Regions from separate parts of the Homo sapiens genome. Here all the other regions are linked to region 1. A link is an interaction called in ENCODE POLR2A ChIA-PET data of the cell type or tissue named here. Cell type or tissue: MCF 10A. All regions are shown on one strand. Each heading gives the region's core, and the rest is flanking DNA. Links, peaks and the distances in the headings are about the cores only.

Region 1 (6,213 bases), core at 1,108-5,107:
AGTCTGTTTGGCAGGTTTGAATAAACAGAGGAGAAGAGACTAGGGAGAATCAGAAGACTCTGGTTCAAGTTCAACTCAACTATTTATAGATGATACAGGTCTAATTTAACTTTCTAGGCCTTGGTTTATTCAAATAAAGGGTTAGGGATAAAATGTGTAAATCAAGCCCTTATAAACCCCATAGCAGTGTTCTAACATTACAGCACTGGCTTCAGAATTCCTACATTTCTCAAACTTTTGGAGAGTCACAGAACTTTAGGGATGCAAGGTAATCCCATTTTAGGGATGAAAAAAATGAGAAAACCAAGACCCAGAAAGGCTTAAGAGTTCTTTGTACAGTGAACACTTTCATAACGTGGGGAGAAAGGGGGCAGGGAGAGGTTCTGGTTTTTCCACCACTGAAATATGCATTTAAGAGACAGTTGAAAACCAAACTATTTTAAACACTAAAACAAATCCTCCCCACAAATATATAAACACTCTTCTTTATTTTGCTTCTGTAAATGTATTCCTGTAACACAAACTTTATTTTATCATAAAGATAAAAATAAAGCCATTTCTTTTTCTATGAGACTCTCAACCCTACTCTCAACCCAACTGAGACAAAATCTTTACAATTAGGTTAGAAATGTCTAATGGAAACAACGACATAAAGTTAACCTCCAGCTATGCTGGCAGGAGTCATTATAATATGGATTATAGTTCCACTGGCTCAGGGATGCTGGTTTTAATGTTCCCAGAGAAATAAAGAATTAATCAGCAACTCAGAAGAGAACGTTGCCTAAAAATGGACGATTTAATCCAGACAACTCCATTGTCTCTAAAATTATGCCCTCAATCACCCAGTGTCAAAACCTACTATGGCACCAAATAAATCGTGTGTGGTTAAAGAGACAAAATGTTCTTTTTTCTACAGGCTGTTATGGGAAGCAGAAAAAGGCTGACTATGAATCAGTTATATCTTAGATCAAGGATGGATATAAATTATAATAATTTGGGCATTCTGGTGGTTAAACCAAGAAAGCAGGAAAACCATTGCTTCCAAGTTCCAGCAACACTTCAAACCAAAAGGCTTGGTGCCAAAAAGTTAAGTTTGGGGCACCACATGTGCAAGACAGGGTCATAAAAACTCACCTTAAATTTATTTGTGGACTTTTCCTGCTTCCACTAAAATCGATGACACTATTTCCCATCTCTTATTGTCAAATCACAACAGTCCGGAAGCCTGAACCAAGTTCACTTGGCAGGTAACAGGAACAACCCTAGGAGGAAGTCCTGAAGGATATCAGATACCATACTTCCTTTACTGCCACATACTTTTCATTTCAGAACCACCAGGATATATTTATGATGCTTTTTGACTAACACTCACCAAGCATTCTGGCTGACACAAACTGCAGAAACTGGCATACTCTAGGGAAGGTCCCTTGTGAGGTCTTTAAGTAGCTTAGATGAGTAAAACACTCAGACTACTTCTATAATGAAGTAGTCTCAGCCGCTCATAAACTCCTTCATTCCCAGCAATCAAGAAGCAGCTGTTAAAATCCTGGAATCTTCCTAGTAGCAGATCTGAAATACCTCCAGGCTGACCCAGGAAGCTTCACAACTGCTTTCCTCTCCTTCCCCTCCCCTGCCTCAGGAGTGCCAGCCTGGCAGGAATAAAGATGACCAAGGAAGGAAAAAAGAGGGTAGCGGATCTGGTGAAAGCAGAGACGCAGACTCCCTTCATTTCCACTACAGAGAAATACCAGCCCTCTGTGCCAACTAACCAGGTTTCTCCTTTCCTCTCCCACCCCCACCCCTCCAAACACGCATTAACTTCTGCAGTCTGGTGTGTCTGGCATTTCCAGAGCGAGCGATCTCAGCAATCTTGAGCCCTTTCCTCAAAGATTCTGAACCAGGAACTTCCTTTCCGCGCCAGCCAGAGTTTGCGGTCCAACCCACGTTAAGACTCAGCTTCCATTTACCTTGTAACCTGTACGGACGACGCTGCTTCTGGGGTCAAGTTCAAGATGAAAGTTCCCTCCTCACCTCCCAAGTTAACTCCAGCAGGGAACAACGCCACTGAGAACGGTCCCAACACTGGAGGCACGCGGATCTGGAGCTGGCAGGAGGGGGCTGGGAGAAGGCCGTTGCCGAGCCTGGCGTCCTCCGCCCCTTGGCCGCAGCGCCGCGTTTCTACCTGGCCAACGCCACATTTCCTCCCGGAGCTTTACACAATAAGTCCAGTAAGTTTTGAGAACACCGGTCCAGGGACCTTTCTGTCTGCAAACACACCACACAATGCCTAGAGCTTCCTTCCCAGCCAGGCGTTCCGGAAAGCCGCCGCGCCAAAGCCGGGAGCCCCGCACACCCACAGCGCTGCGCGCCCGCACCCCAAAGTCCTCCAGGAAGCCAGTGCCCTGATATCGTCCCCCGAAAATGACCACTCTGCATCCAAGAACAAGGGGGCTCACAATCTTGACAATTACCGCTCTTCTCAGCGCCCCACCCCTAAAGAAAAACCCCCAACGTCTAATCCTAACTCACCCCCACCCCCAATAAAGGAGTGTGGATATGCTAATCGCAGTGTTCTTGGAAGCAAAGCAATAGACTTTCAGCCCAGACTGGGGCAATACCATGCCTCCGGCTTAAGTTCTCTCGGCAACTTCGCGACCCGCGCACCCCAACACTCCGGGGGGCGCCCAGGACCCCGCGGTGCCAGGCGCGCCTCCCCCCGCCTCCCCCGCGCCAGGTACCAGGCGTAGCCCAGGCCCTTGCCAAGCCCGAGGGCTACAGAGAAGGCGGGAAAGGGGGCGAGCGGGCGCGCCGGGCGGGGGTGGTCCCAGAACTCGAGCGTGCCCCAAGCGTTCCCGGTTCCCACCACACCGGTTCCAGGGGAGGCCGGCTCGGTCCGGCGCGGGGGAACCGCGCAAGGAAGGTGCGGACTCCCCAAAGCCGCCGAGAGACCAAGGCCCGGGGCGCCCAACATGTCTGTGCCTATTCCCGGAAAGCTCCCGGGTGTGCCCGGCGGAGGAGGGGGCGCTCCAGAAACTTTCCCACACGCCTTTCCCTTCTCCCATCACCCTCTCCACCCCGGGTCCCTCTCGACCTCTCCGCACACTGGCAGCTGGCCATGCCCGGGGCGCTCGCAGGCCCGCGGCGGAGTCCGGGCTGCGGGAGTTACCTGCCGGGAAAGTTTCCAGCTCCTCAGCGCGGTTCCCCACACCCAGGGCCGGGCCTCGGGGCGAGGCCAGCTCGGCGCTCCGCGGCTGCCTCTCCTCCGGCTCCCGAGGCGGCCGCCGCTCCAGCAGCTGCCACAGCAAAGCCTCCGCTCCGGCCCGTCCCCCCGCCTTGCTCGGCCCACACCGGGGCCTCATTGGCAGCGCGAATCCCCGCCCTTGCGCGTGTTCCCGAAGGCACCTTCCTCTCGCGCGCCCGCCCCGGCCGCGCCTCCCGCGCCCCTCCCCGCCCCGGGCTGCGGCGGATCCAGGGACCGGCTGGAGCGCGGAGCGCGAACTTTCCGCGGGGCTTGGGCGCGAGGTCCCCTTGTCCCGCCTCTCGGCGCCAGGTCCGGGCCTGAAGCACCCTACCATCCCTCTGGGCACCGGGTCCCCCGGGGCTGCGCCTAGGCCCCTCTGGGACCAAAATGAGATGGGCCATAGTCTTTTTTACAGCCTCTTCAAAATCAATAAAGCGACCCGGCCTTCCCTCCTCGCTGCTTTTTTACCACAGCCGAGGAGGACATATGGGAGCAATTAACCGAGCTGGAGTTTCCGTGGACGCTTTGGGGTGGCTTGTGCGGCTTTCTTGGATTTTCTCTGCCTCACTTAACTACACACAAACACAAACACACTTTCTGGGGCCAGAATCAGCTAAATGAGCTGGAAGGTCTAAGAAGGCATCTCACCGGCTGCGTCTTTTTATTTCCCAAAAGGAATGGGGGACGTTCTGGGGCCGGTGATTTCCCGGGCGTCCCTGGGGCCGCGGGTCTGGAGCCTCCTGCGACCGCTCCGGGCTGGCCCGTGCTGTCTGCGCTACATTCACAGAGGGCCAGCGTCGTGCTTCTGTCGGAAGGAGGTGGGAGGGACGGAGGGGAGAGAACACACAAAGATGCTATTATTTTGTCGGTTGGTGGCAGTAAATTAAACTCCTGAGTTCCCAAAATGTTTTGTTATTCTCCAGCAGAGCAAAAACCAGGATAGGGACTAGGGATTCGGGTGTCCTGGGTTCTCCAAGATCCTCCCAGGAATCCCAGGCAGCCAAATTGGCCTAAGGGACTCTGCTCACTTAATACCCGAAGCTCTCTAAGACAGCCTTCGTTGATCTAGTTGACGAAGGAAGGATCAACTAGAACTGCCGCTGCCTTGTGTGGCCAGCGGGAATTGTGCACGGGTCACCCCATTGGTGTGTCTGGAGCAGAGAATAGAGAAGTTGCTGTAAACCGATTTATTGGTAACCCCTAACCTTGCTGTGGCAAACCCGCCTTAAAATACGATTGTGTTTTAAACAAGTTTCCTCATAAAAACTTCAACCTCACGCAGAGCTTCCCTATATAAAGACACCAGCAGGAGGGGTGTCCATATTTAAAGTTCTTATGAAAAGGGACAGGAAGCAAAATGCCACACAATCTCTTTTCATAAATTAAAAAGACTGAAATGGACTGGATTTTTCACCCATAGTTTCAAAGGCCTGATTACTGCTGTGTTGATATTTGAGCAGTAAACACATCAGCGGCCTTGAAGTATTCCCGAAACAAGGCAGGATAGAATATTGAAAATAAAAATACAAACTTAAACCAGAAAACTATTGACTTCTTTCTCCATCTGAAATGTTTCATTGCTGAAAAATATGGTAATGTTTTATTTAATTTATCTTGAAACGAAATCTTTCAACAGACAAAAAAGCCAGACAGCAACCTTAATGATAAAAGAATGATGCAAACAAAAGACAAAAACTCCAAGCAGTCTAACTAATCTGAAATATTAAAATATAAGAGAAACAATCCTAAGAAAATAGACTGGTAAGATTTCCTGCTCCAGACTTCTTTATAATGGGAGAAAGGTATAATGGATGAAATTTATCATTTGTACCACATTTTTCTGGTTTTGGCTCTTCTCAGCTGTATTTCCAAATTTTTGATGAAATTGCTTAGTTAAATAGGGCTTTGAAGGCAGTGCAATTTTTTTCCCTCTACTCTCAAAGCTCCTTAAGTAGCAAGTAGAAAATCACATAAATATGTTCATTACTGACATCATCTTTAAATTATTTTTAGTTGAAAAAGTTTTGTCTTTATAGTTTCAGAAGTCACAGTCACTAAAGAAGTAACTTCATCACTGCCTAGTTAGGAGTATTTAACATTCTAAACAGGCATACAGCTAGCAATCTGAAATGTGCACACAGAAAGGCCCTGTCTCCCCTTCTTCCTGTAGTGTTTATATAATCCAAACTACATATGTTATTATGCACAATCTGATCTCCAGCTTTAAACAGCTGACATTACATACACTATGTTGTACTAAGAACATCAAAGAAGCTCTCTTAAGCTGTGGGTGAAAATAGTACATTTATAAAAGACAAGGCCAAAAAGAGTAAAAAAAAAAAAATGAAAATTCATGGGTGAGGCAAACAGGGGGCTTCCATTAAGATCCGTTTTGTAAGAAAAAAATGTGAACATTTTCTAAATATCTTAATAAGTGAAGTATTAGCTGAGCACATATTAAAAAATGAATTTTAATTTTTTTAAAATCTGCTTTTCCCTTAAAAAATAAAAGCGTTTTTAGTTAGTTGTTAGTTAATGGTTTGTTTGAATTTTTAGGAAAAGGAAAGCAAGAATCATCTCTTGCTTTTCTGAGGATATCTCTGCTTATCCCATCTACTTTAAGAAGCTCATTCATTACATTTCTGTTGATACCAGTTAGGACAAAAAAAGAGAAATATAGATCACGTGAATAGTCTATGCTGCACACATTCCCTAAACAGACATACAAAATACTGGATTCCATTTTTAAATTTTCTGTCAGTTTGCCAGCAATGTAGCTTTTCTCAGCAGAGTGAAAGAAAACAGCAAATAATAAACTGGTCATTTTACTATACAATTTACTGCCCAGGGGAATAGGCTGAGGAAAGCGTGAGAAAAGAATGTGCCTTGTGAGTGTTAGAATGCTTTTTTTTCCTGCTTGGATTCGTAAGTACTTCTATTTTAAATCAAGTCTAAGTTGGGATCATGGCCAG
Region 2 (6,213 bases), core at 816-4,815, 68 kb after region 1:
CTTCAGTTTTTACATTTAAAGGGCAGACATGATGATCACACTGGAACACCAGTCATCCAGCTACAGAAGTTCTGACTTATTGGACAAGTCTTTTGAACTCTTGACTTGGTGAAAACAGATGACTGGGAAAACAGATTCGTTGGCTCGCATGGTGGAACCTGTATTCTGGAAGTGATCCAGGGCTTACAGTAGTCCAACCAGCCATTTGCTCTGTCTTTTGGTGATATGACACACTGGGGCTCTGTCTATAATGGGATTTATTTGAGCAGCAATGGTGTCCAGTGGAATAGGAAGTTCTGAGGTCTGAGGCGAGATTGAAGAAAACTGATGGGGAAATCAATCCATCGCCAAGAATTGACTAGATTGGCTGGCAACTGTAGGATTTGTAGGTCAAGCAGAAGCAGCTTGGCCCTCTTGGCTCACTATGGCAAACTCTAAATTCCCCAGGGCTGTCAATAAGCTCATGAAATCAATTTGTTTTGTGGCCAGTATTAATTTTTTTATTACCAAAAGAGACTAAATGCTAAGCAACAGTTCAACACCATCGAACTCTTCTTGGCAGGTATAGCAAAACACATAAAATGATTGATGACGTTTTTATATCATTTTGAAGTAGGTATGATTTTTTAAAGGTAAGTTTTTTTTTTTGTTTTAGAGATAGAGTCTCATTCTGTTACCCAGGCTGGAGTGCAGTGGTGCTATCATGGCTCACTGCAGCCTCGACCTCCTGGGCTCAAGCAATCCTCCTGTCTCAGCCTCCCAAATAGCTGGGACTATAGGCATAAGCCACCATGTCCGGCTAAATTTATTTTATTTTATTTTGAGTACAGATGAGGTCTCACTACATTGCCCAGGCTAGGATAAGCTTCTTCATGGAGATAGGAGGATGTAAATCGGACCGTCAGTGCCAAACCATCCTTGCTCAACAACAAGTAAGGCCCTGGCAGCAGAGACCAGCTTAGGGAGAATACAGATGCTAGCTTTAATCTGTGGAAGTCTATCCAGAAATAAACAAGGGATGACACCTTGTACACAATCACAGAAGAAACTTGAAGTTTTTGAATGATCCAAAAGAAATATTCACTTTCAACAAGAAAGCGAGTTTTAAAGGGGCACCAATTGTTTGCATTGTCTTTAAAGGAAGATTAAATTCTCCACTTAACTGCATATCCAGTTTGGTTTTCAGGTAGAGGCAAAGCTTTAAAACTGTGGTGAGCAGTATGTGGCCAGGAGCCTTGCCAGCTTTGGGAAGAACCAGAAAATGCAATTCCATGTTGCCATTTCTCTCTCTCTCTCCTTTTTTTTTTTGAGACAAAGTCTTACTCTGTCACCCAGTCTGGAGTGCAGTGGTGCGATCTCAGCTCATAGAAACCTCCGCCTCCCAGATTCAAGCGATTCTCCTGCCTCAGCCTACCAAGTAGCTGGAATTATAGACACACGCCACCACACTCGGCTAATTTTTGTATTTTTAGTAGAGATAGGGTTTCGCTAAGTTGGCCAGGCTGGTCTCGAACTCCTGACCTCAAGTAATCCAACTGCCCTGGCCTCCCAAAGTGCTGGGATTACAGGCATGAGCCACCCCATAGGGCCGCTGTTTCTCAAATGTGCCTTAAGGTAAACAATCAATGACAAAATACCAGTGCCAAGTTTTTATTCCAAGTCTAACAATAATATCATTAGTAATTATAAAAAGAATATTAAAATAGTACTAACAAAAGCATATATTTTACCAAGTGTCAAGCATTGTGCTAATTGCTTATGTGCATTTACTCTTCAACCATGGGACTAATATTGCTAGCTCCACTTTACAGATGAGAAAACTGAGGCCAAGAAAAGTAAATCTGCCCAAATTTGGAGCATGCTCACTATGTGCTATGCAGTCACTGTTCTAATTGAATGATCATAGATACTGTTATTACCATTATTTTACAGATGCTGAAACAGAGGTTAAACACTTTCCCATGGTCACACGGCTGTTAAGAGTCGAGGTAACATTCAAACCTAGTCACTCCAGTCCTACACTCTGAGCACTTCATGTCTAAATTTGTCTAACCAGTTAAATATACACATTTCTCATGGAATTTGGTAACGGTATTTTTTTTTTTTTTTTGAGATGGAGTCTGGCTCTGTCGCCCAGGCTGGAGTGCAGTGGCACAATCTCTGCTCACTGCAAGCTCCGCCTCCCGGGTTCACGCCATTCTCCTGCTTCAGCCTCCCGAATAGCTGGAACTACAGGCGCCCGCCACCTCGCCCGGGTAATTTTTTTTGTATTTTTAGTAGAGACGGAGTTTCACCGTGTTAGCCAGGATGGTCTCGATTTCCTGACCTCGTGATCCAACCGCCTCGGCCTCCCAAAGTGCTGGGATTACAGGTGTGAGCCACCGCGCCTGGCCGGTAACGGTATTTTTATTTTGAGTTTTTATAAAGTGGGGCCTAAATTGTTTTGCCTACACTGGTCATTCTAACCAAATGGCTGTTTATCACTGCAGCACTTAGTCTCAGGAATGTGCTGCCGCCAACTGGATGCTTGGGCTTTTTTTCTGGTCTATACTACCCTCTAGTGGTTGATAGAAAAATTCGATGATAGGCTATTTAATGACAAAGAGAGAAATAGAATGCTGTCCACTAATGAGGACTCCTTTTAAGCATAAGGGTAAGACATGAACCTGCATGTAATAGTATTTGTACTTTTTGTATCTTTTGATTGAGAAAAATACATAAAGACTAAAAGATTCTATGAATTTAGTACCTCATTTATGTGAACGTGTATTTTTATTTTTATTAATCTCAATAGTATACACATACATAAGAAACAAGGTGATATATATCTTTGTGTGTGTATATATACATATGTGCTATATACATGTGTTATACAATATATGTGTTTTATACATATATATGTATGTATGTATGTATATAACATACACCTTATTTGTTTAGCTATAGACAATGCCTGGAGTGCATTGATGGATTTAGAAGCCCCCAAATTAGACTTCCCTCAAACTTCTTTGGCTAGATTTTCAACAAATACCCACTCCTAAACCATTACAGGCAAGGAGAAATTAACTCAAAATTTTAGATTAATTAGTATATTCTCCTGAATTGGGCATAGTCCCCTGGCCTGAGAGGTGGAGATGTGAAGATAATTGGGATTGTCTTTTTTTTTTTTGAGAGAGTCTCACTGTGTCACCCAGGCTGGAGTGCAGTGGCGCAATCTTGGCTCACTGCAACCTCTGCTTCCTGGGTTCAAGCGAGCTTTGTGCCTCAGCCTCCTGAGCAGCTGGGATTACAGGCTGGTGCTGTCCCCATCACGCCCAGCTAATTTTTGTATTTCAGTTTCACCATGTTGGCCAGGCCAGGCTGGTCTGAAACTTCTGACCTCAAGTGATCTGCCCACCTCGGCCTCCCAAAGTGCTGGGATTACAGGCACGAGCCACCGTGCCCGGCCGGGATGGTCTGGACAAGGAAGAAGTCCTGCTGCAGGGGTGGCTGCAGTCTTACCCGAGTCTCCCTCCTGGGCGACCTCAGGAGGTGGGGGACTGGGGGCAGGCCCATGGGAGCATCCTCCCTGTGCAGGCACTAAGGTGGGCATTACCTGAAGGAAACTGAAAAACAATAGTAAAACTAACTAAAAGGTGGCCTGTGCTTTATTATCACCATCAAACAGTGATTCTAAACAGCAATGATAAACTAATTCTCCCTGAACATTTTTCATTTAAGTTCTAAACAAGGACTTTGCTTTCTTTCCATTTTTAACTATGTATGCTTCCAATTAGCACGTTTTCATTATATATCCTTTCACAAACATTCTGTTCTACGTCATGGAAGTCAATTTGGAGAATTTCCAGTTACGCAGTTGGCCTATGACATATGCAGCTACAAGCATTTGTTTCAGGAGTAAGTTCATGATAAATTGTAACTATCAGACCTCAGATTGGGCACAGTTCTACCATGTATTTCTGAGTCTAAAGTGTACATTTGAAATGATCAGTGATAATACAGTGATAGTAAAGACAAAGAAACAGAGCTTGGGTAACTTTAATTCTGTCATTCTACGTGACTTCACAAACATATTAACAAACAGCCAGAATCAACCTAGAACAGTGTACAGTGAAATTGTTTACTGCAGATGGGTACATAGACTTCAAGAAGACCATTAACTCTGCAAAAACAAAATATAAGGAAATGGACATTTCAAAGAAAAATGTCAGGAGAAACAACAAAAGATGCAGGCCTTACATGGCCAGAAGAAATCAAAAAGACAATTTTGAATGCCTGAGTTATTTTCAGCAAGAACTGGACATTCATTCTAAAATAAAGGATCAAATACGATGAACATTTACTATCACTCAGCCACTTTCTCTGATTTTTGCAAAAGAATAACTTGAGAAGTTTTAACTAAATGCAGAAGAAATTTATCATGAATTTCCTGGTGAGGATACTTGAGGGAATTTTTTTTTCACTGCAGAGATGTTTGAAAACTGCTATAATTCATCCTCAAGAAATTACATGGACTGTATTACAATCTCAGATTGACTTTGACATGGAATTTTTATGAATCAATCTCACCTTGATGCTTAAGTTTTTTCTTAACTATTTGTGTTTCTTAACTATTTGTGTTTTTCTTAACTATTTGTGCTTTTCAAAATTAAAGTAATTAAAATATTATTTGTTTAATATGAATGAAGAAGTTTGATTTTCACAGTTCTTGACAAATTTGTAGAAGGCTTGAAAATAGAAACCATAATCCTATTCATTAGTGCAACAGACCAAATGTACGTATGTGTTTGCCTTCTTTTTTTTTATTTTTGAGACAGAGTCTTGCTTTGTTGCCCAGGCTGGAGGCAGTGGTGTAATCACTGCTCACTGAAGCCTTGACCTCCTGGGCTCAAGTGATCCTTTCACCTCAGCCTCCTGAGTAGCTGGGACTACAGAGGCATACCACCACACCCAGCTATTTTTTTTTTTTTTTAGAGATGGGGTCTCACTATGTTGCCCAGGTTGTTCTCCAACTCCTGGGCTCAAGTGATTCTTCCATCTCGACCTCCTAAAGTGATGGGATTACCTCTGTGAGCCACAATGCCTGGCTTGCCTTTTTTTTTTTTTTTTTTTTACATGATTGTGTTTTAAAGGTATCAATCCATTACATGTTTCCCTTTTTGTCCTGTATACTTTTTTATTAAAAAATTTAAAAATTGACTCGATTATATTGTTGGCTGCTGTGGAGGTTACGATCTTGATGAAATCTTAATAGCAGGGAAGCCAGAGGTGGGGATATTTATGAGGTTTCTGGGGTCTATGTTTAAGGTGGGTCTTTCAATGTCAGGCTTGACTGAGATGGGACAAAGTTCATAATAGTTTAGTATTGGTGAATACAGAGAGGATAGGCTTTTGAAATGAGTCTTCAAACAGTAAACAATCATTTGATAATTTCAGTTGAGCTTGCTATTGCTTTGAGAAGATGCTATTTACCTGTGTTATGTGCTGAATGTTTATGTCCCCCCAATTTCATATGTTAGAGTCCTAGTCCTCAATGTCATGGTACAGTTGACCCTTGAACAATGCAAGAGTTAGGTGCACTGATCCCCCACAAAGTAAAAAAAAAAACTGTGTGTAACTTTCGATTCCCCGAAAACTTAACTACTAGTAGCCTACTGTTAACCAGAAGCTTTACCAATAACATAGTCAATTAACACACACTTTGTGTGTTATGTGTACCATATCCTGTATTCTTAACAATAAAGTAACCTAGAGAAAATAAAATATTATTAAGAAAATCATAAGGGTCCAGGTGTAGTCGGTCATGCCTGTAATCCCAACACTTTGGGAGACTGAGATGGGAGGATCACTTGAGCTCAGGAGTCCAAGACCAGCCTGGGCAACATAGTGAGGCTTTGTCTCTATAAAACATTAAAAAGAAGAAGAAGAAGAAGAAAATCATAACGAAGACAAAAATATTTACCATTCATTAAATGGAAGTGGGGCCAGGTGCGGTGGCTCACACCTGTAATCCCAGCACTTTGGGAAGCTGAGGTGGGTGAATCACGAGGTCAGGAGTTGGAGGCCAGCCTGACCAATGTGGTGAAACCCCGTCTGTACTAAAAATACAAAAATTAGCCAGGTGTGGTGGCATGCACCTGTAATCCCAGCTACTCGGGAGGCTGAGGCAGGAGAATGGCTTGAACCCAGGAGGCAGAGATTGCAGTGAGCCGA
Region 3 (6,213 bases), core at 1,192-5,191, 80 kb before region 1:
GACAGACAATGTACAAAAACAAAATGCCACATTTCATATTTGAGACAGGTGTTTTTAATACACGCTGTTGGTTGTATTGTTTTCTTGGTGCTCTCCTCACTCTTTTTGAAAGTATTTGTGCTCTGGAAACTGCCGTGTTTCAGTTAACTGGATCAGGCTTCCTAATGAATGTGGTACCCAAGGCTTGGCCTCTCCCGCCCCCACTGCCTCATACAGTCACAGGCCATTCCCCAGCTGTATGCCCTAAATCAGGGGATGCCCATAGGAAGATAAATATAATTCAGAGTCCAAAATACACGGACTTAAACTGAGCCATTGCCAATTTCTCATGGATCCTGGGTAACCGAGATGGTTTTTGTTTTCATGGTTAGGAACAGCTGCAAGAGCGCAATACTCTTTCTAGACTAATAAAATAACCTAAGTCTGGCTCAGTATTTCAGCTGTGGCAGCAGCCAAATTTCCCAGAATGGTGCAAGCCTCGTGCAGTTCTGGAAGAGCTGGGGTGGTAGTTCTGAACTAAACTGAAGGCATCCAAACCCAACCCAACAGCAAACACACACACACACACACACACACACACACACACACACAAACACCACTTCAACTAAATTTTGAATTAGAGCTAATTCCTATGGGTGGATATGACATGTTATTTGTAGGGGTCCCATAAAACTAATCAAACCTATGAAGTTTAAGCCTTATACTTGAAGGTATGTTACGCGCCATGTATGAACATCAGATGTTTTTCCTCTAAAACCCAGTGAAAGATTCAATTAAAGCTCTTAGTAACTCTGCAGTGAAACCTTTGATCACTGATTCTGTCATCATTTCTCTTAGTATGAAACATCTCAGACCTAAAGAACAAAAGTCACTATTGTGACGCAGCACAGAAAACACATGCACACATACATACACACAGCTTTCTTTTCTTGGGGAGGAATAGGGAGTTGCAGAAGCTACTTTTTCCACAATGAGAACATTCTTTATACACTCTTGTACATGTAGCCCAGTTACCAAGTTATTTCCTAAATGTAAGTGTGTGGTCCAAATGTCTCCCACTAAGGAAAAACAGCCCAATTAGAACCCAGTGGAAAACAAGACACATGTTTCTTGAATGGCTTTGAATTAGAGACGGTGGATGTAAAATTGTTGTAGATATAATGAAGATGTTGCACAGATGTACTAAGTTTTCATGGTCTCAGCAAAACATCTTCCTGGTACAGCAAAATATGTCAGTCTGCAACAAAGCTGGATATAAAATAATTTTTAAAATATCTGATTCTTGTTTTTATGCAGTAAAACTTCTCAAGCCAACTCTCTTTTGCCTTCTCACAAACCTAACAAAGCCCATATTTCAATGTACTGATAATTCACTAAAAACTATAAAACTGCATTCATCTCCAATTGACATCACTTTTTATAATCCTCATATCATAAATCAATACAAATGCAAGATTTATCGATACAAATGGAAGACCTTTACTTCACAAATCCAGCAACCAACCACAAAAGCAATGGCAGAGGTAGAGAAACTTATTTCACAGACAACCTCCTGTTTAGTCCTCACAACCACCAGGTGGGAACTATAATTATCCTCTTTTGACAGATAAGGAAACTGAGACTTAGAGAATCTCAGCAGCCTGCTCTAGGTCACACCTTAGCTCTTAACACCTCATTCCACTTCTTCCTTTGCAAGAAAAACATGCACTAAAACCATGCCTTGGCACCCTAAGCCTTGGATTTCCAGATAAAATGACATTCAAGAACAAGTCTCTGTTACACAGCATGGGGCCTAAAGCTAAATGGCAAAACTGCAACGCTGTTCTGATAACCTGGTTTAATTTAAAACTATATCACAGGCTGGGTGTGGTGGCTCACACCTGTAATCAACACTTTGGGAGGCCAAGGTAGGAGAATCACTTGAGTCCAGGAGTGTGAGTCTTTGTTTCTACAAAAAAAATTTTTTTTTAATTAGCTGGGAGTGGTGGCACATGCCTGTAGTCACAGTACTTTGCGGGGCTGAGGTGGGCTCATTTGAGCCCAGGTGTTCGAGGCTGCAATGAGCTCTAATCATGCCATTGCACTTGAGCCTAGATAACAGAGTGAGGCTCTTAAACAAAAAAAATTATGTCACTATGTATTCCTAAGCATTTTGACTTACTCTTCTGAAAGAGAAACAAATGCTGCACTCCCAAGCACCCAATCCCATATCAGTCTATTCTTGGGTCTCTTTCTCTGTGCTATCATCCTTGGAAAAATGACCAGAATACCCACTTCAACTGCTGCCTGTATGCAGGCAAGTCACAAATCTGTTTCTCCATTCTTTATCTGTGCTACAGTTACACTACTTTATTTCCAACTTGCCGTCATCAGCCCTGGCTCACATACCTCAACATGTCCAAAACTAAACCCATCTTCCTCTCCCCACTTCCAAAACCCACTCACTAGTCTGGGTCCAGGTTCCTGCTGATAAAGCACCATCCTTTTTAGTTCACGAGACTCAAAGCCCCTCCTCTTTCTCATGGCCTCCCTTCCATGTCTGGTAAACAGCCAAACAGGTCTCCGTCTCACCAGTCCTGACTCCCCTCCATTCGCTTCCACCACTCTGGGGAGGTCCTCACTATCTCTTGGGTGGACTTCAGGCTGAAACCTGTAACGTTAGGCCAGTTAAGTGCATCAGAGTTACCTGGGGGACTTGTTAAGAGGCAGGCTGCTGGACCCCACCCTGGACGGTTCTTTAGGTCTGGGGTACAGCTACCCTGCTGATGATGAAGCAGTCCCTCATGGTCCACACTCCCAGGAACCACTGTTATTATACACTCTCCTCCCTCCCTTTCTACAACACTTACATAAATTCTTCTTGAATCCTAACATAAACCAATGTAACCCTTGTAAAATCTGAACTAAGTTTGGATGGTAATGGCTACCAACTGCCAAGGACCTACTGTGAGTCACAGTCTGTCAAGTTCAGTCAAAACAACTGCAAAATACACAGCACTGCCCCTAAATTTACAGGACAATTTTATAAGAAACCAAGACTTTGAAAATTAAACAATTTCTAAATTCCACAATAATAGATTGAGTTTATCTATGTATTAAAAGGGCCCTCTCCTTAGACACACTCTAAAAACCAAATATGATGGAAGAGGGAGACCTATGAAGAAAAAGGAGCATTTCCTTTTCAGAACAGGGCAAAAGGAGGGACCTATGAGGAAACAAAATATAAAACAGCCAGGTCTCAATTTACAGTTCATTGTGGTACAGCACAAAAGTCCATCCATGCTCCCAAGAGCAATTTAACAGAATAAAGAGGGCCAATTGTGGTGGCTCATGCCTGTAATCCCAGCACTTTGGGAGGCCAAGGTGGGAGAATGGCTTGAGGCCAAGAGTTCAAGACCAGCCTGGGCAACATAGCAAGAGCCCATCTCTACAAAAAACTTCAGTAGACTCTGCTTTTGTTCACCCGCCTATACCCAAAAAGGTTCTGTATGATTTTTGTAGATCATATCCTTACCTGTTCTAAACTAGTTTTACTAAGGACTAACAAAATTTAGGTCTATATGTGCTATAAACAAGGTCGTTTCTTGCCTTTTCTGCCTGTGCAAGAATGATCAGCATTAACATCAGAAATCCAGGAAAATTTCTATGTTCACATTGTCGTTTATAAAAAAAGAGGGCTCATGTAAGCCAGCAAATGATCAATTCCCACAATTGAACACAACTTTTCAAAAATGCCCTGAATTTGAAAGCACTTTCCTGTACGGCATTCCATTTCCTCCTCATAAAAACCCTCTGAGGGCGAGCAGCATGATCCTACTGTCCTTGTCTCAGGCCACCCAGCTAATAGACAGTTCACGGAAGAGCCAGGGCTGGTATCCAGACGAAGCCACAGACAACATGGACCATCAAGAGTCATGTCTTTACCACTAATTGTAAGAAAAAATATACGTTAACAGATTCAAATACGAACAAGACCAGTTACTGCCCCCCAAAGCCAATCTACTTGCCAGATATCTACAACAGTGCTGTGGCATTATAGAAACAACTCAAAACAAGGTGGCATGATACCAAAGGCAAAGGTGTTGGGGTCAGGTCAACCAACACCAGCCCATGTGGTCTAAACCCCAACTATACTGTGCTTTCCTTGCCCTGTGCCCCTGGGCCTGGACACAAGCTCTCTGACCCTAGATTCCTCACTTGTAACAGAGCATGACATCCCTCAGAATAGCTGTGAAAAAAAATCAGAAATAAAACATGACAAGTTTGTAGGACTATACCTAGCATGAAACATATATTATAGAAATGGTCACTAATGTGTTGTATTATTACACTTGTTTATATAGGCCCAGTGATGAGTTTTAAACATTTATAATTAAATGTTAGTGGTGTGAAGTCCCAAAATTTGAGACAGGTCTCAATTTAGAAAGTTTATTCTGCCAAGGTTGAGGATGCATGCCCTTCAGACAGCCTCAGGAGGTCCTGATGACATGTGCCCAAAGTGGTCAGAGCACAGCTTGGTTTTATACATTTTAGGGAAACATGAGACATCAATCAATATATGTAAAATGAACATTGGTTCTGTCTGGAAAGGCAGGACAACTGGAAATGGGGAGGGGGCTTCCAGGTCACAGGTGGGAGACCAACTGTTGCATTCTTTTGAGTTTCTGATTAGCCTTTCCAAAGGAGGCAATGAGATATGCATTTATCTCAGTGAGCAGAGGGATGGCTTTGAATAGAATCAGAGGCAGCTTTGCCCTAAGTAGTTCCCAGCTTGAATTTTCTTTTAGCTTTAGCGATTTGGGGGCCCAAGATATTTTTCTTTCACGGTGGAATGACTTAAGTTTGCGTTTTCCTTCTTTATTTAGGAAATTAAGATAAAATGTAATCAGCAATTTTAAAATGGGGCTGAGGGAGGGCTGAAGGATGAATCACAAATTTCTGGCTTGAGTGACAGGGTAGAAAGTAGTGCCAATGACCAAAATGGGAAAAGCAGACAAGCGTGGGGTGAGTGGTTTGGAGTGGGGAGCAGGAAGCAGGCAATAACTGGGGGGGGGAAATGAGTTCAGTTTGGATATCCTGATTTAAAAGTACCTATGAGTCATCCAAGCAGAAATGTCCAAAAGATTGTCTAAGAGGAGGATGAATTCAGAGAGACCTGGGGGGTCCATGAAGTGTGGATGGTGGCTGAAGCCACAGAATTATTGAGGTCTCCCCCAAAAAGGCTGAGCAGACTAAAAGAAAACCACCAAGGATGAACCAGGAACATAAGGGCAGATACAGCAGGACCTAAGAGGAAATTAAAGAAGCAAAAACAAAGCAGTCGAGTATGGTGCAAAGGGGCGGGGCACCATGGTTCATGCCTGTAATCCCAGCATTTTGGGGAGGCCGAGGCAAGTGGATCGCTAGAACTCAGAAGTTTGAGACCAGCCTGGGTAACATGGTGAAAACCCGTCTCCACAAAAAATACAAAAAAAATTAGCCAGGCCTGGTGCCTCGCGCCTGTACTCCTAGCTATTTGAGGGTCTGAGGTGGGAGGATCGCTTGAGCCCAAGGAGGCAGAGGTTGCAATGAGCCGAGATTGTGCCGCTGCACTCTAGCCTGGGTGACAAAGCTAGACCCTGCCTCAAAAAAAAAAAAAAAAAAAAAAAAAAAAGTAAAGAAAAGAAAAGAATGGTGCATAGGAACCCAGAAGAGACAGCTTTGATGAGGAATGATCAGCAGAATCAAATACTACAGGAAAAGTCATGTCAAGGACTAACAAGTGACAACAGGCTTCAATGATCAGAGGCCATTTGGGACGTCGACAAGGGCAGTTTCTATTGAGGCGAAGGAAACCAGGAGACAGGCCATCTGTAGGGTCAGTCCCTCCTAAATTGTAAAATTCTTTAACTTCAAAACTGAAACTCACCCTTCTCCCTCAAACCCACCAAATTAATAAAATGTCAAATAGCAATGTGTTGCAAGGTTTTCTTTCACAGAAAAGGAATTTGCAAAAGAGAGACGCAGTCTAAAACCACAAAACCATTTAACATGATTTTTGCTATTAAGTTCCTATCTATTTTCTAAAGTTGGTCCCAGGGAAGGAGAAAAATTAGTGAATTCTCTGCCAAACGAAAACTGAAGGGGGAAAAAAAAAACCCACAACTTTCTAAATAAATTTCCTTTCTGATAAATCTCTATGGGCAATACACTTAAATTGCTATTTCAATGTTA
Region 4 (6,213 bases), core at 678-4,677, 120 kb before region 1:
AGTAGGGAGAGAAGTTTTATGTATGAACAGGAAGCACAAAGCTGGGTGGATCTAGCACTCTGGAGCCAGGAGCTTTAACTGCACAAGGGCAAGGGGAATACGGTCAAACAAAGAAAGCATCACGATGATGCCACGGGCAGAAAGTGAAAATCTCTTAGGGGCATCCACGTGAACAATACAATATTGGTTCTGGGCAACAAGACACCAGAGATTCTCCAGTAGATGTAACATTCCTCAGCAGAAGCTTAAAGACATTTAAGAGGAATTAAAGATGTTTCACTGCAACAACCAGCACAGCTGGCATATTTCTTAACCCTTGAATAGATACTGTTTTCTTTTAACTATGACCTATTTTATTCCCCACCTTGATTAAGTGATGGGAAGCACATTTCAATCACCCTTCCTGTTACTGCAGGCAGAAATGCCAGGTAGGACGATGCAACCTCTCCAGGGTATGAAAACTATGTTATCAATGACTAGTAATTTACCTCCTCCAGCTTCACTGGCAGGTGTTTCCATTGGAACATTTACACACCACAGACAGTCCCACCTACCCCAAAATGCTTTCCATCGCACAGCATCAAATGCAATCACACTGTCTCAGATGGGAGACTGGGGCCTGGAAGGTAACCCTGAGGAACAGGGATCACAGCTAGAACCTCCCCACAACCGGTCAGCTCAGGCTCTAACATTCTCACCACTTCACACGTTTAAGAGCTTTAATTTGGGGAAAAAGATAGAGATCCCCAAAACGACACATTTTTAGTGAGTATTTTAAATACATAAGGCGTCAGCACACTTTGCTACAAAGGGTATGACAGTAAATATTTCAGACTTTGCAGGTTACATATAGCCTCTGTCACTCATACACACACACTCCTTTGCTTCTTTTAAAATCATCAATTCCCTTAAGTCCAAAAATAAAAGTCCAGAAAGGGCAAGGGGACACACAGACATCTATAAGAACCTCTCTGTTCGTAATAAATAAAAATATATACGCATACAAGTAAGTCAAAGTCATAGTTTGCAAAGATAACAAAATTATCAAAGGGAATAAAGCCATCCAATAAGGCGTTTTAAATTGGCAGAAATGGCTTTTGATAACAGTTCTTTATTTTAAAATGTTTTTACCATTACAGGCTGTGAAAAGGGATTTCAATTCATAATGGAAGAAAATGTCAATCTGGGAGATGAATGTTTAAAGGCAGCTATGCAGAATGGCAACATCCAACATCACAGATTAAAGTACATAGAGTGCAGCATTAGAGACAGCTTTAAAAAATGAGGGCAACGAAGGCAAGGAGATGAAAGTAAAAGCATATTTCAGGAAGGGAAGGCCTGAGAAAGGCAAGGGTGCACTTAGACACTCAGGTAAATAGGTCTGCAGAGGCAGGAAATAAGATTTCCATTTATTGTGCCACTGAAGTGGCTGAGGTGGGGTGGGGCGATAGAAGCTTAGAATAGAAAAAGAAAGATGTTCTGTTTATCCAGCTCCAGAAAACGGAACTTGTGCAATGCATTTAACTAGGGCATTAAATGTGTTAGGGCACCTTTTGTGCAGTCCCCGCCTTACAGTGCACTAATGTTTCTTAAAGGTTGTATAACCACATAACTCTACATACATACACACACACACCCCCCCCTATATTTACAGAAAACTGAAAGATTTCTTCCACAAGATCCAGTATCATTTTTGGACCCTTCAGAAGACTACAACTAAAAGCACTTGAAGCCATTTTATGTCTTATAGAATCTCCTAACATTCAGGCAGAACATTTTGAAAATAAATGCATCCAAGAAAACAATTTTCAAAAACTTTATTCAGACAATCATGATTAATTCTCAAACAATACCACTAAGAGGCAAGAAAGCAGCTAACCCCTAGGGTACAAGAAACCTAGCCAACAGGACAGCATATCCTTGTCTTCAAAAATCCACCCAGTGGGATCTAAACAGAGATCAGTAAATACTGTCCGCATGGTTTTATTCTTAATACTCAATGGTTATAGAACCAAACGTACAAATGTGCCTTATCCTGAAACAGATGAGTAAACAGACTGGCATTTCCTCTCTAATTGTCAAAGTTTTCCTTTTAAGACATATCAGCATGCAAGAGTTTCTGTGCTTTAAAAATAAATGACCTCAGAAAAACTCCCACCCCCAAACTCCCAGAGGGGTGCAATTTAAAATAAATGCTCTTTTTATTTTTTAGATGTATTAGGTGCCAGGACAGGGTTCTGGGTGCATTATACATATATTATTTAAACTTAATCTTCACAGCCACGCCACAAATTAGGCATTGCTATTAGCCCCCTTTTCAGATGAAGAAACTGAGGCACAGAAAGGATCAAGTATCTTGCCCAAGGCCACTCTGGCATATATCAGAGCTGAGTCTGAACCCAGGCAGCGGGATCCAGAGTCCACTGTCTCAGTATTGCTCCCCTTGGAGAAGGCTACTGAGAAAGGCTTTCAACATTATGTCATTTTGCATACTTAAGAAGGAAAACCAAAAATAGTATATGTAGGTCTACGCACAGTACTGGGCCACCACAGAGGGGAAGAAAAAAAAAACAAAAAAACACCCTGTTCCCTCGTCTATTTTCACTTTTCATGCCGGCTGGTTAATTAGCTCCACAGCACTCCTGCAGCACTCCTTTTGGGAGGTACCCAGGCCCAGTGATCATTAATCTTCTCTCAGTCACACCTCATGCTGTCACCATACAAGCGAAGTGGATCCAGGATAGGTGTTTAGTCATCAAGCACCCTAGTTTCCTCTCCTCTCCGTGGGTACTGGACATTTATTAACTCTTGCAGCATTTGGGCCTGCTGCTTCTGCAGCACAGTGGCGCTGGCTCCGGTCATTCTGCCTGGCCCAATGAAGGGTGAAGTCACGAGCTAGCTGTGGTGGAAGGCAACCTGGCAGGATTCACCGTCAATCTGCATGGAATTTGGGATTCTACATTTCCTTGCCAGCACAGACTTGTCCAGGTCTACCAGTCCTGTGGAACACACTGCAGCTTGAATTCCGTGGCTCTGCCAGGCCTACTGATGCTACACCTGATTCAGTTTCCAACACCCTCCACACAGAGGGACCCCCGATCCCTGCCGAGCGAGGCTGTTTTAACTGGTTGGGAAAATGGCACAGGTGATGGTCCTTAAAGCTCACCAAGTGATTTTACTGTGCAGCCAGGACCGAGAGCCACAGAAGCAAGAAGGTGGTCAAAAAGATCTGGAATGCTTATGCCACTTCCCAAGACAAAGAGGTCGGGAGAAAAGGAACTACAAGGCCTACTGTACTAAGTAATGCAGATGATTAAAATAAAAGTTTCCATTCCAAATGTACATTCCTTGAGGGTATATGTGTATATATATGTGTATCTACATATGTATGTAGGCACACACATTATGTTTACATCTATACAAACATGGACACTTGTACATGCATGGAGGGTCTCGAGAAGGATACACATCGAACCAGTAGCAGTGGCTGCCTCTGGGAATGGGAACTGATCAACTGAAGCATGGGTGTTAAGATACACACGTTTAGATGGTTTATATTTTTTCCTATGTGCACATTTCCTGTAAATATTTAAATGTACATTCCCAAGGATTGAGCCATGTGTCAATTTTAAGATCTTTAGGATAAATGGGCCACCTACTAAGGCCTAACTTGGCAAGTGGGTGAAATGAAGCTCTATTCCACAAAGCATGTGCTCGAAGTGACATGTGTGTAGGCACTGCTCGGAGGCAAGCTTGTTTGCAGCTGACTACAGTGGACACGGGCATAACAGGAAGAAGAGTGCCAGTGCCCTGCTCTGAAGGTTGGATGCCAGCAGTGCTGAGCCTGCCACAGTCCTGTCATTGATGGGCTCTGGGTCAGCTGGCATTTCTTCTCTTCCCACCCTTCTGTTTCTCTTCCAGGTCCTGGTCATCTCTGCTGTTGGTGGTTGGGTGTGGGCACACTTGCAGATGCCTGCTCACATGGGACATGGATAATCCAAAGCACTAGGAAAACATCCAGTCTGCCAGGGAGGAAAGAGGGAAAGAGAGACATGAGGGTTGGAGTGTAATGGGAGGACAGGGAAGAAAACAGATGCTAAAAAGGAAGGAAATGAGGCAGGACAGGACCAAGGAATTGAGAAGTAAAGAGAAGAGGGGGAACAGCCGCTCAAGGAGCAGGGAGGGGTGGAGGTGGGGTGCAGGCGATAAATGCATGAATTCCTGTTTCTTTTTAAAACTGCATCTGGCTAGCAGTCCTGGCAAGGCCTCTCCCAATACCCTAGTAAAATATCTAACTACAAAGTAAGAAAACTCACAAGTGCAAAAAAACCATACTAAAAGGAAGAGACTGCCAGAAAAGGAAAGAATTTCCAGTAATTTTAAAGATGACAAAAGGGGATCCTTTGTTGTTGCAATAAACAATTGGTGGCCTAACCACACTCCAGTCTATAAAACATCAGAGCCCAGCCCACTGTGGAAGGGGGAGGATAGCAAACCCCTGACCCTGGAGTCGGCCTCTGTATCTCCACCCTGTGCCCACCAGCAGGAACAACAGCTCCAGATCAGTAAAACCTGGCTGATTGCATCTTTTCTCTTTTGATAAGCCTCCCCCAACCACCACCCAAAATAATCAATGACAGGACTGAGAAAACATAGCTTATTAGTGAAAGGAAAGAGAACATCTGCTTGAACACTCAAAGACGACTGAGAACAAAATTCTGTGAACCGCTTGGTACCATCAATAGAATATAAGATGGCCTGGCCTCCAGACCCTTCATAGAGTGTTTCTTTCCTGATGACAATCCATACCGGGGGTGTCTAATCTTTTGGCTTCCTTGGGCCACATTGGAAGAAGAATTGTCTTGGGCCACACGTAAAATACACTAATGATAGCCGATGAGTTTTTTAAAAAAGTCACAAAAAAAGTCTCATAATGTTTTAAGAAAGTTTACAAATTTTTGTTGGGCCGCATTCAAAGCCGTCCTGGGCCTCATGTGACCCACAGGCCGTGGGTTGGACAAGCTTGAGCTATACTACAGACTAAGGCATTCTATACTATATATCTATACTATAGACTATTAAAGATAAGGAAAGAAAAGCAGGAAATTTAAAAAGCATGATCCACATTTCAGGTAGTCAAGGAAAACTGATACTATAGAAAACTTAGTCCATGATAAAGAGAATAAGCTCGGGAAGGTTTCCCCAAGAAGCAGAGGGAAGGAGCTAAAATTTTAACAATGTGAGAAAATATTATAGATATGGGAAACAAAAACCTTTCTGAGAAGAAATAAGGACAAGATAAAGTAATTTTTCTAAAAACCTAAGAAAAATTATCACAGGTTTCCAGGTAAGCATTAAAAAGGTGTTTTACTAGGATACAAACAAAACCTCGGAGCCTCTGAAAGGCACCAGAGCCCGACTGCACTCAGAACCCTTGTGTTAGTTTCCTGGGGCTGCTGTAACAAAGTTCCATAAATAGGGTGGCCTAAACAACAGAAGTTTACTTTCTCACATTTCTGGAGGCTCCAAGTCCAACATCAAGGTATCAGGCAAGGCCATGATCTCTCTGAAGGCTCTCGGGGAGAATCTAGTTCATGCCTTTCTCTTCCTTTCTGGTGTGGTCAGCAATCCTTGATATTCCTTGGATTATAGATTCATGCCTCAAATCTCTGCCTACGTCATCACATCACATTCTCCCTCTGTGTCTGTGTCTCCTAAGGACAACAGTCATACTAGATTAGGACCCACCCTAACCTAGCGTGACTTCATCTGAACTTCCTGACATCTGCAACGAGCAAATTTCCAAACAGGATCACTTTAACAGGTATCAAGGGTTGAGACTTCAATGTACCTTTTTGGTGAACACAATTTCACCCACAACCCTTGTCCCCTCCCGTCCAACACCGAAAGCCTGAAATCAAAAAAGCAACATTGGCCAGGTGTGGTGGCTCACACCTGTAATCCCAACCCTGTGGGAGGCAAAGGTAGGAGGACCACTTGAGCCCAGGAGGTTGAGGCTGAAGTGAACTGTGATTGTGCCACTGTACAGCAGCCTGGGCAACAAAAGGAGACCCTGTGTCAAAAAAAAAACAAAAACAAAACAAACAAACAACAAACAACGACAAAAAAAAAAAAAAACGGAAAAACAAAAAAAGCAACATCTACAAAACTTGAGGGAGAAAAAAAGCACGGCCAAATCTTCTAAAACTGCAC
Region 5 (6,213 bases), core at 821-4,820, 76 kb after region 1:
CACTTTGGGAGGCCAAGACAGCGGATCATCTGAGGTCAGGAGTTCGAGACCAGCCTGACCAACATGGTGAAACCCTGTCTCTACTAAAAATACAAAATTAGCCAGGTGTGGCCGTGCATGCCCGTAATCCCCACTACTCAGGAGGCTGAGGCAGGAGAATCATTTGATCCTGGGAGGCGGAGGTTGCAGTGAGCCAAGATCGCGACATTGTACTCCAGCCTGGGCAACAAGAGCAAAATTTGGTCTCCAAAAAAAAAAAAAAAAGAAAAAAAAGAAAGAAAAAAGAAAAAAAAGAAAAGCCTAAAAGGGTAAATTTTATGTGAGATATATTTTTTTACCACAATATTAAAAATATTGATTTGTAACATGGAAACATTGATGTCTACCACAATTTGCATAATGCTATTTTGGCATAGGTTTCTTTCTTCTTTTCTTTTCTTTTTTTTTTTTTTGAGATGGAGTCTTGCTCTGTTGCCCATGCTGGAGTGCAGTGGCACGATCTCAGCTCACTGCAACCTCCACCTCCCGGGTTCAAGCAATTCTCCTGCCTCAGCCTCCCAAGTAGCTGGGACTATAGGGGCATGCCGCCACACTGGGCTAATATTTTGTATTTCGTATTCGTCTCGAACTCTTGACCTCAAGTGATCCACCCGCCTTGGCCTCTGAAAGTGCTGGGATTACAGGCGTGAGCCACCTTGCCCGGCCTGGCATAGTTTCCTTTTGAAAAAAAGTTAGCACTGGAGCTAACCTCCTAAGTACCTTTGTGCAGGTGAGAAAAAGCAACTTTTCCTCAGATACTTTGCTGCCATCTGCAAAAAAACGTATCCTAATGCACGTGCAAATCTACAATGACTTCAGTATGAAGGGAGCCCCCTAGAGTTGTGCAGTATACTACCTGCACAGGTTGTTCAAAGAGTCCCCAACAAAACACAAGTGCCCAGGCCTCTCTATCTCTGCAAATAGTCTGGGGTGACTGGTGGTGGGAAAAAAATAAATATAAAATATGAAAAAATAAAAATATAAAAATATAAAAAATAAAAAATAAATTTTTTTTTAATATGGAAAGTTTGGATTATACTGGTTGTAGCTGTTGAAAATGCTGTTCCATCAACATTAATAAGCCAAAAACAAAGTCTCCCAAGGTGCCCAGCTGACAATTCAGGAGGTGGCTTTGAACAAGAAGTGGTGGGAATGATGTGTCAGGAAAGAAAGAAGCCACTGCCAGGGTCGGCCTTATTCATGGATAAACAGATTTATATTATGCGAACACTGAAGAGGCCCTGTGCACATTTCTATTCTCTAGTTTTGGGGATGCCTAAAATTCCAACGACTTTCTTCATGACTTATAGCTTGTCAGAACTACAAAGAGCCTTTGACGTCACCTGGTTCTAATCTCCAATTTCTCAGATGAGACACTGCAGTCTAGAAATGTTAAATGACTCAGCCACAGGCACACACTAGTTGGTATTTTGCTTTGCTCTCTACCTGAGAATCTGGCAGGGAAGAGGGTCCTCCAAGAGAGGAGAGAATATCAAAATGGGCAGGGACGTGGTTCTAGAGACAGGGGTGCTCCACTTCACAGTCATTATAATTTCCCTTTTCCCATAATCCCTAAGCCATAGGAGGGGTGAATGGGGAGGGAAAGGCAGAGGCTCGATAACATTGATAACCCTGAGAAGCATACTAAAGCTTAAGAAGAATCTATAAGTAGTGTGTATTTGACTTTTCATTCATTTATTCACTAAATACATTGAGCATCAACTTAAGACAAGCATTATGTACTTGAGGGTCTTGTGAACTAGTTGGGGAGAGAGACATGTAAACAGATAAATTATAGTAAGACCTGTAATATGCTGATTTAGATGTATGAACCTAGTGCTGAGGGGACCCTGAGGTGGGAACAACTCTTTTTCCACAGAGGCCTTGGGGAAAGCTTTCCAGAGGAAGCAATATTGGAGTGGGTTTTGAAGGGTGAATAGGAGTTTAGCAGGTGGGAAGGGTGTGAGGGAAGGTTCTAAGAATTCCGGGTGGAAATAATAGCCTGTGCCCTGGGGTAGGGTCTAGAGAGTGTGATCCCTTTAGGAATGGCAGGAGCACCCTGTGTTTTAGTAGCACATGGGAGTTGACCTGGGCCAAGGTACCGAGTTGGCATTTTATCCTGTAGCCAAGCAAGTCAACAAAGGCTGTGAAGCAGAGTGTGACAGGATTCCTTGTGGAAGGAGAGAAGGACTCTGGCTTCCAAGGAGGATGAACAGCAGTGAGAGAGAGCAGAGTTGGGGAGACGGGGCAGGGGCTGTGAACACTCAGGCTGTGCTCCATCAGTGAACGAACTTGCCAGGACAAGCCGGGCAGCGGGGTGGAGAATGGCTCAGCCCCAACCCCCTGCAGCCATCTGTTCCTCCACACGCACACTGTGCCTCCTCCCACTCCTGAGCCGGCAGAACTTCTGCCACTGACATTTGAAACAGTGGGGGAGTTGAAAGAGGGAGGCCTGTGGCGAATGCCCCCCACCCCATCCCTCCTTGGGCTTGCTTGGTCTGAATGTGGGATATGATGTATGTGGTTACACGTGTGGCACCTACCTCTAGCAGTCAGGAGGTGAACCAGGAATGTCACTTTATTCCTTCCAATGGAAACGAACTGCCTCTGATACTGAGCATAGCAGGAGAAACTGAGCATCTGGGTGTAAAGCAGAGAAGACTGCTAGTGGGAGAGAAAAGGGCTTTAGTCTGGTAGTGGCTGGTACCAGGAGAACTACATTAGAGCAAGCCTAAGGTTGTCACCAACTTCTGTAGGAACAGGCAGAGGGTTTGTGGCCAGGTAGTCGGCTCAACTCCAGAGGCTGAGCTGACATATTGGACCCTCAGCCTTTGGGCTAATGTAGCCTTAGTCTGAACCAGCTGAGGACATTTTCTAGCTGAGGGTTTGAGGAGAGTTCCTTGTTTGGTAGCCCCCAGCTCAGCACAATGCCGGGTTCAGTAAATGATTCCTAAATGGAATCAAACTCAAGTGAGGAACCTACTGAGAGTCTTCACTTGTAACTGTACACACCTGTATATAGCCCCATGGCTTGTAGCAACATGTTTTTTAAAAGCTGCACATTGGCCACACACAGTGGCTCAAGCCTGTGATCCCAGCACTTTGGGAGCCTGAGGTGGGTGGATTGCTTAAGCCTAGGAGTTGGAGACCAGCCTGGGCAACATGGTGAAACCCCATCTCTACAAAAAATACAAAAATTAGCCAAGCATGGTAGTGTGTGCCTGTAGTCCCAGCTACTCAGAAGGCTGAGGTGGGAGGGTCACTTGAGCCCAGGAAGTCGAGGCTGCAGTGAGCTGTGATGGTGCCACTGCACTGCAGCCTGGGTGACAGAGCGAGACTCTGTCTCAACAACAACAACAACAACAACAACAAATCTGCACGCTATTATCTGGACAGGTGAATATTGAGAGAAGGAGGCGCAAAAAGCATGTGGGGGGGGCAGGAACCATGAACAGAGGCAGGGAGCAGAGAGAGAATGGTGCTGAGCAGGGGCTTGGAGGCCCCTTGTGTAAATGCAGAAGAGATGTTTAACCTTTAGTTGCCTGACAGAGAAAATGGAATGTTCCAGGGAGCAGTGGTGGTGACAGTGGTAGAGGACACTTGAGGGGCTTGCACACCTAAAGAGAAGTTTCTCAATATTTTAAATAACCACTATGGCCATACTGGTGCATGTGGTTACTGAGGGCAAAAGATGAGGGGGCAGGAAAAGACCTAGGCAAGTGCCACAGCAGGACTTACCAAGACAGCTTCATGGCAGACAGACTGCTGCAGTGTCCAGGGTGGAGAAATTGGGAAATAATAATAATAGTAATACTTTCCAGGTTCTCCACACTTAGGTAAGTCATTTAATCCTCACCACAATTCCATGAAGTAGATACATTAATTTTCCTTATTTTACAGATGAGGAAAATTGAAGAGTGCTCCGGATCATAAAGTAATTGAAGAAAAACAATGGGTAAAACATAAGCCCCCTACTGTCTCGTAGGAATTTAAAAACCATAGCCACCCTGTCACAACCTGCTCTCTACCCAAGGTCTCCCATGACTGCAACGCACACCAAAACCTTGTTTGTAACTGATGGATTTGAAGGTGGGAGATTCAAGTAGAATATGTGAGAAATAGCTTTAACATTTTACAACCAAATCAATAAAAGCTAAAAACACAGTTGCCTCTCCCTGTATTAACCAGTGCTGGGAACAGGCAAAAATATGTGAGTTGCTTGCTCCAGGAAACTAATAGCCCCGGAAGACAGGAGTATGAACCAACCAGCAGCTTGCCCATCGACAGATCCCTCAGGACCCTCGTCTCATGGAGCCACCACGCAAAGCTATTATGTCATAAACTCTACCTCATTCTGACCAGTTCCCCACCTTGCAAGACCTGCCTGAAAATCCTCAACGCTGGTCCTAAAAACCCGAAAACATCTCTCTGTACTTTCCCGTGATGAGACATTATGAAGACTTTGTCAAGGTGATGTTCTCCCTTAGCTTTGTTTGATCAACAGGTTTTTCTGGGTTTCTTTGACGAGTTAAGAGTTGACGTTAAGCATGTATTTGACAAGACAGCCCTGGTAACATCGCGACCTTATCAGGGCAAGATATTAAAGCAGTATTATGGGTGTAAAACACACACGTTTGGATCCTTCCTGCTACAGCGATGTGTGCCCCAAAACCAGGGCAGGAGACTCAGACACTGGGGAGCTGAGGGGCACTGTTTCCCCATGACTGAACATGGTCATCACAATGACTCAGGAACCTTCAAGGGCTCAACCACCCTCACAGCCCCTGGAGTTCCTGCCTTCCACCCAAATTGCCATGAAGTGTGTCATGAGACCCTGCCACCCTGGCCATACAGACTGGACCAGAAATGGAGTTCTAACAAAGGCACCTCTAGATGTTATAAGCGAGGACAGTGGAGGCTTTTGAGATGGCAGGATATGAGACATCAGACCAATAGTCAGGGAATGCTAATTAACTCACCAAATCTTATTCTCTCTGGGGGTGAGAGAGAAGCATAGGAAAAATTACAATGGGAACCAAGAGAAGTAATGAGAGAGGCAGCAGGAGAAATAATTGGAGAGTCGAGAGAGAATCTGAGTCATGAGAACAGAGTCACTAGATGAGGGAACGGCAGATGCTCAGTTCTGATGGGACCACAAAATATTGGAGTCAGAGAGCTACTGATGTATCCTGAACAGCTGCAGGTCCTGTTCCCATTCTCCATGAGGCCTATGGCTTTGCTGATGATTTGTTGTAATCATGATAAGATAATAAGTAACATAAGTTATTTTACAGCAATGTATTATTTATTTATTTATTTATTTTTTTGAGACGTAGTTTTGCTTGTTGCCCAGGTTGCAGTGCAATGGCACGATCTCAGCTCACCACAACCTCCGCCTCCTGGGTTCAAGCGATTCTCCTGCCTCAGCCTCCTGAGTAGCTGGGATTACAGGCCTGCACCACCATGCCCAGCTAATTTTGTATTTTTAGTAGAGGTGGGGTTTCTCCATGTTGGTCAGGCTGGTCTCAACCTCTGGACCTCGGGTGATCTGCCCACCTCGGCCTCCCAAAGTGCTGGGGTTACAGGCGTGAGTCACCGCACCTGGCCGTCGATGAATCATTTAACACAACAATATGCACAGATCTTAAATGTTCAGTTCTACGAATTTTGGAAATTATATACACCCATGTAACCACCAACGAAAACAGGATAGAACATTTTCCTGATCCCAGAAAGTTCTCTCGTGCCTCTTTCCAATCAATCCTTCTTGTTACCAAAAGCACCAAAGGTTAATGTGGCCTTTCTTGTGCTTCATCTGCAATGTCCTTTTTGTGTCTAGTTTCTTTCACTCAACGTAATGGTTTGGAGAGTCATCATGTTGCAAGTACCGATAGTTGTTTTCTTATTATGACTAAGTAGTATTTCACTGTAGGAACATGCTGCTATTTGTTCATCTTTTCTCTGTTGAAGGGCATTTGGGTTGTTTCTACTTTGGGGCTACTAAAAATAAGGCTGCTACAAACATTCATGGACAAGTGTTCTTGAGGTTATAACTTTTAATTTTCTTGGATAAATACAAGGAGTGTAATTTCTGGTTTATAGGCTTAATGTGTGTTTAAACTGATGGAAGTGCCAGGCTGGTTTTCAAAGCAATTGCACCTCTTTATACTCCTA

What was found. ChIA-PET counts read pairs that join two places held together with the same protein. Peaks named below come from ENCODE experiments on the same cell type or tissue, not always from the same donor. Only the 100,000 strongest peaks of a DNase experiment are listed, where the experiment ranks them.
Region 2: POLR2A ChIA-PET joins it to region 1 with 23 read pairs; 7 of 35 experiments call an interaction of 5 or more read pairs at or near these places.
Region 3: POLR2A ChIA-PET joins it to region 1 with 10 read pairs; 11 of 35 experiments call an interaction of 5 or more read pairs at or near these places.
Region 4: POLR2A ChIA-PET joins it to region 1 with 11 read pairs; 6 of 35 experiments call an interaction of 5 or more read pairs at or near these places.
Region 5: POLR2A ChIA-PET joins it to region 1 with 19 read pairs; 7 of 35 experiments call an interaction of 5 or more read pairs at or near these places.

Annotation. Positions count from the first base shown.
Region 1 is chr2:158,965,736-158,971,948 of GRCh38, reverse strand. TANC1 (tetratricopeptide repeat, ankyrin repeat and coiled-coil containing 1) reads right to left here and starts at 3,309. Exons shown (of 27, transcript NM_033394.3): 1 at 3,167-3,309. RefSeq lists silencers at 3,274-3,353, 3,414-3,523. In MCF 10A, for the core only: no CTCF peak of the experiment used is centred there; a DNase peak (open chromatin) is centred at 3,348.
Region 2 is chr2:158,897,800-158,904,012 of GRCh38, reverse strand. No RefSeq gene overlaps it. Among named protein-coding and RNA genes, the nearest start is that of TANC1, 68 kb to the left of the region's middle. In MCF 10A, for the core only: a CTCF peak has its summit at 2,568 (motif pointing left); a DNase peak (open chromatin) is centred at 2,532.
Region 3 is chr2:159,046,030-159,052,242 of GRCh38, reverse strand. All of the region lies in intron 2 of TANC1 (tetratricopeptide repeat, ankyrin repeat and coiled-coil containing 1), which reads right to left. Among named protein-coding and RNA genes, the nearest start is that of TANC1, 80 kb to the right of the region's middle. In MCF 10A, for the core only: no CTCF peak of the experiment used is centred there; no DNase peak of the experiment used is centred there.
Region 4 is chr2:159,087,393-159,093,605 of GRCh38, reverse strand. All of the region lies in intron 3 of TANC1 (tetratricopeptide repeat, ankyrin repeat and coiled-coil containing 1), which reads right to left. Among named protein-coding and RNA genes, the nearest start is that of MIR6888, 96 kb to the left of the region's middle. RefSeq lists an enhancer at 2,487-2,766. In MCF 10A, for the core only: no CTCF peak of the experiment used is centred there; DNase peaks (open chromatin) are centred at 1,505 and 2,725.
Region 5 is chr2:158,889,436-158,895,648 of GRCh38, reverse strand. No RefSeq gene overlaps it. Among named protein-coding and RNA genes, the nearest start is that of TANC1, 76 kb to the left of the region's middle. RefSeq lists an enhancer at 2,039-2,208. In MCF 10A, for the core only: no CTCF peak of the experiment used is centred there; DNase peaks (open chromatin) are centred at 1,388, 2,378 and 3,108.